Linked DNA regions of Homo sapiens: region 1 is linked to region 2. The links are chromatin contacts, found by Hi-C in ENCODE. All regions are on one chromosome and are shown on one strand. Each heading gives the region's core, a stretch centred on a gene start or an enhancer-like site at or near the end of the contact. The rest is flanking DNA. Distances are from core to core; before and after follow the strand shown.

Region 1 (3,507 bases), core at 913-3,412, 110 kb before region 2:
TCAGCCTGATAAACTTATGTTAACGCCATTCCATCAAGTCAATCTATTTAAAATGAACTCAAATAAATATTTATTTAAACTGACCAGGCTCCTCTATATCATTGTAGTACTTATATGGCCATAGGTCAACAGATCACTTCAACCTTGTCAGCCTCTCTTTCCTTACAATTTATAAAATGGATTATTGAACCAAGTTAGCAGTCTTCAAAGCATAGTCCATGAACCCCCCAGAAGTCTATGAAGTCAAAGCTAGTTTTATAATAATACGAAGCCATTAATTAGCCTTTTTAAAAACGGTATTGACCTTTGCACTGAGAGTGCAAAGGCAGTGTTGGTAAGACTGCTGGCACCTTAGCATGAACCAAGACAGTGATATTGAAGTGTACCAGTAATTACTGTATTCTTGACTACTATGTTTTACTTGCAGAAAAAAAAAAAATGCCAGTTTCCCTTAAGAATGTCCTTAACGGCCAGGCGTGGCGACTCATGCCTGTAATCCCAGCACTTTGGGAGGCCGAGGTGGGTGGATCACTTGAGGTCAGGAGTTCAAGACCAACCTGGCCAACATGGTGAAACCCTATCTCTACTAAAAATACAATTAGCTGGGGGTGGTGGTGTTCACCTGTAATCCCAGTTACTTGGGAGGCTGAAGCAGGAGAATCACTTGAAACGAGGAGGCAGAGGTTGCAGTAAGCTGAGATGCCACCACTGCACTCCAGCCTGGGTGACAAAGCGAGACTGTCTCAATAAAGAAAAGAAAAAAAAAGAAATGTCTTTAATGAAGTAGTAAAAGGTATTAATCTTACTAAATCTTGACCCTTGGGTCCATACGTTTTTCATATCCCATACGACACAATGGGAAGTACACACAAAGCACTTCCACTGCATGCTGAAGAACTGGTGGCTTCTTTCATGGAATATGATTTTTACTTGAAAGAATGACCAATAAACTATGACAAAAAAGTCCACACTATGATTTAAAGTTGGGTATTTGGTAGATATATATATATATATTTTTTAAATGAGCTGGCCAATTCAATGACACAACTGACAGTATTTGTTGCCAATGATGAAAAAGGTTTGATGTGAAAATTAGAATTTTGGAAAACTGGTATCCACCACTGTAAGTCTGACAGCTTCCCAAAACTTAAAGACTTTTTTTTTTATGAGATACACGGTGATTTTTTTAAATGTGTATTTTTTTTACATTGCATAATGAAATGCACCAACATTTGGAAGGCCTGTATCACTCAGTGAGCCAATATTTTCCAAATGACCAATGTATGGTGTTAAAAAATCTTGTATGGGTAAAAAGTCTATTCAAAATGCAAGAAAAAAACAGCAGATTTCATTAAACAGAGTACCAACATTTCATTAATATAGTTTCAGATTGCACATTTCAACTAACCTTTGAGAAATGACCCTTTGTCTAGTTTTAGTGTAGAATTAAAGAGTATCCACAATTATCTGAAAAGATATTAAAATATTCTTTCTCTTCCAGCTAACACATTTGTATAGCACACATTTATTTTCTCCATATACTTTAACTAAAACAACATTTCACAACAGATGTGGAAAAAGAATCCAGCTGTCTTCTTTTATTATACCAGACATTAAAGAGATCTGCAAAGATGGAAAGCAATTCCACTGTTATCAGTAATTTTGGTGGCAGGGGGAGGGTTTTCAAAAAATATGTTATTTGTATGAACATGTTATAGGCCCATTATTTTTTCTAAATAGATTAATGGAGATATTTTCAATGTTTCTTGGTTTTAATTTCTAGTGAGGTAAACAGCAATAGATACAACTCACATTTACAAAAGCTCTTTAGGCTCCTCAATCATTTTTAAATTTTAAAGAGTCTAAAACCAAAAGCTCTGAGAACTGCTATGTTTTAAGGTTTATTCTACTTCTAAAATTTCATTGTACTCTTGTGTTCATAGTTCTAGCATTAAAAATTCAAAAATTAGATTTTTTCTACCTTTTTAAGATATAGCCTAATAGTTTATTATTTTAAAAAACTGAATTTTACCTAAGTTTTTTCTGATGTTTCACATACGAGGCTCAATGCACAAAGGACATGATAAAAGTAAAACTTGCATTTTGAAAGTACCTTGTGATATGCAAAACAGTTTCACATCTGCTGTGTTATTTGTGTCTCTTAACGATCTCTAAAGGCAGATAAGGTAGAGCTGGAGCTCTTACATGTGAATCAAAAGAAGGCACAATGTCTATAGTACTTTGTATACAAACAGCAAGATTTGAAGGCAATAAAGAATGCAAAAGTAAATTAGTATCTGTTATGTAAAATAAAGGAAATGTGACATTTTTACACTGGCATAGAGATCAGAATAATATGTGACTTAATACTGTGTTTTGAACATCTCAAAACACTATGATTCTTATTTTTGGATTGTATGACATTTAAAAATTGCATGATAATAGAAAACTACTTCAGATACCCAAGCTTTTGACAAGGCTACGTATTTGTGTGATACTCAAATACCACTGGTGGGTATTCAAGAGATACGGCCCTTGGTTCTGATTGGCCATGAAGTAGTCATGGGATTCTGCTTCTCAATTACCTCATCAGAAAGGTTAACCCCTGCCCTGCCAATCTCATGGGGCTGATGTGAGCTCAAATAAGATACCACATCTCCTAGACATGGAAGAGCTCTGTAAATTCTGATTTGCAGTTCCAACATAATGTAGGATTACTATTAATAAGCTTACTTTTAAAATGGCCTTATATTGATTTTATTTTTAAATGCCAAGTGCTGAGTAAAGGGGGAGTGTATATATGCTTAAACTTATTCTTGCTGGATCCAGTCATATCACACCTCTACGACAGTGATTGGGATGATATGGCGGTTGAATTTAAAAATTCCAACGTATATGTGAAAAACACATCTTAACATTTTTTAGTTTCTTTCCTAAAGAATCCTGTTGGAAACACATGCTTAGGAGAGGAATTTGAAAATATTTTCAAGAAAACTGGAATAGCCATTAAGAAGGTAGTGCAAAAATGAATACTGCATTTTTATTTTACTTACTTTACTGAGGGCTGTAACAAGGTTCCATCCTTGGTCCATGTATATGTGGCCTCACTGGGGGTAATAAGGTCACACAGTATATTGATGACCTCTGTCCTTTTTGTAATGTATACTGTATTTCCAATCCTGGAATTTATTGTTTTATTAAATGAAATTGAGGGAGGTTGGCTTTGCCTCATGAGAACAGGTCCTTTCGGCTTGAATGTCAGCTTGCCTGAGTTTTTTGCATGCGAGCTTTGGGACACACTCCCTGTTTCCCCTCTGAGCTGAGCAGCAGGAGGTGTCTCTTCCTGGATGCCCCGCCACTGCATGTGTGTTGGCTGTGCCTTGGCTAATTCGGCCACCAGCTGATATATCAGCTGGGACGCAAGATCATCGCTGACCTCTCCGGTTTCCATGAGCTGACTCATGTTTCTTATCAGCTCATCAAACTGGGCTGTATCCATGCTATATG
Region 2 (3,844 bases), core at 610-3,109:
AAGCTAAAAATAATAATAACCCTACTTTAATCATGAAAAGATGAGCATGAATGCTTTCTCTTGCACTCCTGCTAATCACTCACCTGCCATACCACTGCTGTCAAATCCGCAGGGCAAACAGCTCTGCTGACAAAGCAGATGGTGAAGTACAGAGAATGGCAAAAGAGAAATGCACATTAACATTTGCAAAAGTGTATTACCACTGTTTGATGAGGAAAATGAGTTTTATAATAAAAGTATGTGGCCAGCCATGGTGGCTCACACCTCTAATCCCAGCTCTTTAGGAGGCTGAGGCAGGAGCGTTGCTTGAGCCCAGGAGTTCAAGGCCAGCCTGGGTAACATAGTGAGACTCTGTCTCTACAAAAAAATTAATAATTAGGTGGCTGTGGGGTTGTGTGCCTGTAGTTCCAGGTAGTTGGGAGGCTGAGGCCAGAGGATTACTTGCAGCCTGTACTTGGCCTGGGTGACAGAGCAAGACCCTATCTCAAAAACAAACAAACAAAAAAAACCAATGGTATAAAAATGAATTCAAATTCAACTACTTGACTTGGCCACTTCAAAAGAATTCATTCTTCCATTTACTTTTTATTATTTATTTTTTTAATTACTATTTTTTTGAGATGGAGTCTTGCTCTGTTGCCCAGGCTGGAATGCAGTGGTGCGATCTTGGCTCACTGCAACCTCTGCCTCCTGGGTTGGAGTAATTCTCCTGCCTCAGCCCCCTGAGTGGCTGGGATTACAGGTGCGTGCCACCACGTCCGGCTATTTTTGTATTTTTAGTAGAGATGAGGTTTCATCATGTTGGACAGGCTGGTCTAGAACTCCTGACCTCAGGTGATCCACCCGCCTTGGCCTCCCTAAGTGCTGGGATTACAGGCATGAGCCACCACGCCCAGCCACATTCTTCCTTTTAAACATTATTTTAAGAATTAGATATTACAAAATGTTATCCCCTCTAAAATAGTCACTGTTGTTTTCAGTGTTTCCATTTTGAAATGTATCCTTCCAAATTATTTTTAAAAATATACATATACATATACGTGTGTGTACATACAAACTCATAGAAATATGCAGCTTATGTGTGTTTTTATAAATGGTGTCAATAAACAATATATTATTAAGATCTACTGATGCTGACACTGTAACCAAACAATATCTTGAAATACTAATCTTTGTGGGTACTTTCCTCGTTTCATCATTGTATTAATGTCTCCTATTCAGTCAAGGACCTCCAAGTTGACTTGAGAAGAATACAGATTCTCTGAGTAGTAATTAAAAGAGAACAAAAACTCTGTGTGTGTGTGTGTGTGTGTGTGTGTGTGGTGTATATTTTCTACTTGAGAATCACATAGGAAGGCCCTAAGGAGGGCAAGGAAAGCATAGAATTTATGTCATAACAATAGACCAGAGAGAGACTTTAAAAAAAAAGGTAATTATGGCTTCCCCAAAACCTTTCATAATATGACTGTCTAAGAAGACTATTGGATCAATGCTTTAAGGATATGACACAGAAGTCAGAAACATAAATGTCTGTGGAGGCTAGGCAGATGCTATAAATGCCCAGATCAGGATGAATGGCAACCAACCACTTACGCCTTTAGTGTTAGGGACACAATACACAGTGGTGTGGACCACGGCAGACCCGAGACTGGAAGGCAGCTGTTCCTCAGTTACAGTCACTTATTGCTATTGTAAAATGCAAGCTCTTCCCATTTTTACAGAGAAGCAGAAAGAAAAAAAAAACAAACCCTGATCTTTTGATGTAAAAATCTCTTGATTTTTAAGAGTTGATTATTCAAAATCCAAAGTTTCAGAAACAAAACAATACACTGTGCAGGCCAACGCTTGGCCAGTCCCACTGCAGGCTGAATTTGTATCTCAGGGATTGGGATGAGTCAGCAACTCTAATCTACCTCCGTGCATGTTCCTCTGCTGACACAACTGATGTCTCAGTGAAACATTCCGTGACAAATTAATATGTAGAACACAGACAGCTTTTTAAAGCTAAAGGGTTTTTTTCATACAGAAAAATATAACTGGTAATTGGGGCTATTTCCTAGCTTCCATTTACATTTTGGAATGGGTTTCTGAAACAGGATACGGCAAAACCACACACTGAACTATCTTTTTCATTTCTTAGGCATTTTCAAATTTATCAGAAGAGTTTCAAACTGTGTCACCTTGGAAATATATTGGCCACTATACTTCATGTCCTCTGAATGAGGGAAGATGCCCCAGCAGTATCCAGAGAGGGGACACAGGCTCATGGTTCCAGAGAAGAAGAGTTCTTCTGAAGGTATCTTGTGACAAGTATCTGTCATAGAACATCTGGGGAAGCAAATCCTGATCTTGAATCAGCCCACCGCAAGACTGCATGTTCTAAGGGCTGAAGGTCGAAGTAAAGACGCCTTAAGGATAACTATCTTAAAGGAGGCTAAGGAATGAGCCGCTGTTGTCTCTGCTCTCCTTTGCAAGAAGACATGCAGCGGCACAATACTGGTTTAGGATATGGTGCATTTAACCATCGGCCGTTTTCACCAAACTCTATCTAAAACTGAACACAGCTACTTGGGAGGTTGAGGCAGAAGGATCACTTGGGCCCAGGAATTCAAGGCTATGACTGCAGCTGTGAATAGCCACTGCAGCAGCCTGAGCAACACAGGGAGACCCTGTTTCTTAAACCAACAAACAAACTGAACAAAGCAACCAGAGATTATAAATACAGAATCAATCCTTCCCCCATAAAAGTGAAGTTTGTTTTTTAACTGTTAGGGTTAGGAGCAGAAATTTAAGAGTGCTGAACAATTTTTAAGAATGGACTGCCAAGATGGAAATATTGATGACACATGCTCTGTATAAAAAACAATGATTGATGACCTCTTGCTAAACAAACTCATTGTTTTAAAAATCAAGATGTTCTGGGATTCAGGTACATGAAGTTTATGAAGAGGATCATCCTACCTTGAAGATGAAATCAGCCATCAGAGGTCCTGGAATCTTAAAAGTTTGCCTCTCGGAGCCCCTCTGAAATTCCACTGTTGTGTTTTCTACGAGAAAGACGCCGGGGCTGTTAAAGCTGTGTTCTCCTTTGCTTCCTTGAAGTGTTTTTGATTCAATAACTAAAATTAAAATATATGATTCAAATAAGAAACAATCTTAAAGGTATTTTATTACAAAAGACATTTTAGCAAATACAATGTCAGTATATGATATCAAAACAATGTCAAAATAGCCACTCAGTTTACAAACATTCATTGATATTGGTGGAATAGATATATCAGATTTTTAATTGCCCGTAACAAAAGGAGCTAACAAGGGTGGCAGGCCCAAATAGTTCTACTCAAATATTTGGAGCCATTTCTAGCATAAGGGGAAAGAGAAAACTTTTCTTTCTTTATATGTTTTCATGATTTAGCTAATACTCAAAGTAAAGCTATGTTCACTCATTTTATTACTTGTTCAAAAGATCTTATGCCTACTCTTTTAGACAAAAATCACAGCAAATTTCAAATTTGCTTTTTATCAAACAAAACTTTTGATTTTGAAATAATTTCAGATTAACAGGAAGTTGCAAAAATAGTATAGAGAGGTCCTTTGTAACCTTCATTCCCTTTTGTCTAATGTTTACATGTTACAAAAGTATAGTTGAATATCAAAACCAGGAAATTGACACTGGTACAATATGTGCATATAGTTCAATGCCATTTTATCACCCACCACCACAATCAAAATACAGAACCACTCCATTGCCACAAAGACCTCCCTTGTGCATGAAACCCCTTTATGTGAATTTGCTTTCACATGAACAAAAGTGCTTTTAAGATTTCCTACAGAAAAAAAGTTT

What was found. A loop is a pair of places that touch in the nucleus more often than their neighbours do. Pooled maps may share reads with other maps.
Region 1: a pooled map shows a loop between it and region 2 (2.3-fold over the local background). The contact joins two enhancer-like sites. A Hi-C loop is called at or near these places in 5 of 37 single-sample maps with no recorded cell type and 2 of 50 pooled maps.

What each region holds. Positions count from the first base shown.
Region 1 is chr15:83,982,891-83,986,397 of GRCh38, reverse strand. ADAMTSL3 (ADAMTS like 3) reads right to left here. Exons shown (of 30, transcript NM_207517.3): 21 at 3,054-3,507. Among named protein-coding and RNA genes, the nearest start is that of GOLGA6L4, 250 kb to the left of the region's middle. RefSeq lists a silencer at 2,486-2,675. Within about 2 kb of position 2,162, at least 2 of the 41 ENCODE cell types and tissues checked have a DNase peak (open chromatin) inside an H3K27ac peak, as active enhancers do.
Region 2 is chr15:83,870,077-83,873,920 of GRCh38, reverse strand. ADAMTSL3 (ADAMTS like 3) reads right to left here. Exons shown (of 30, transcript NM_207517.3): 9 at 2,962-3,119. Among named protein-coding and RNA genes, the nearest start is that of ADAMTSL3, 220 kb to the right of the region's middle. RefSeq lists an enhancer at 1,639-1,688. Within about 2 kb of position 1,859, at least 2 of the 41 ENCODE cell types and tissues checked have a DNase peak (open chromatin) inside an H3K27ac peak, as active enhancers do.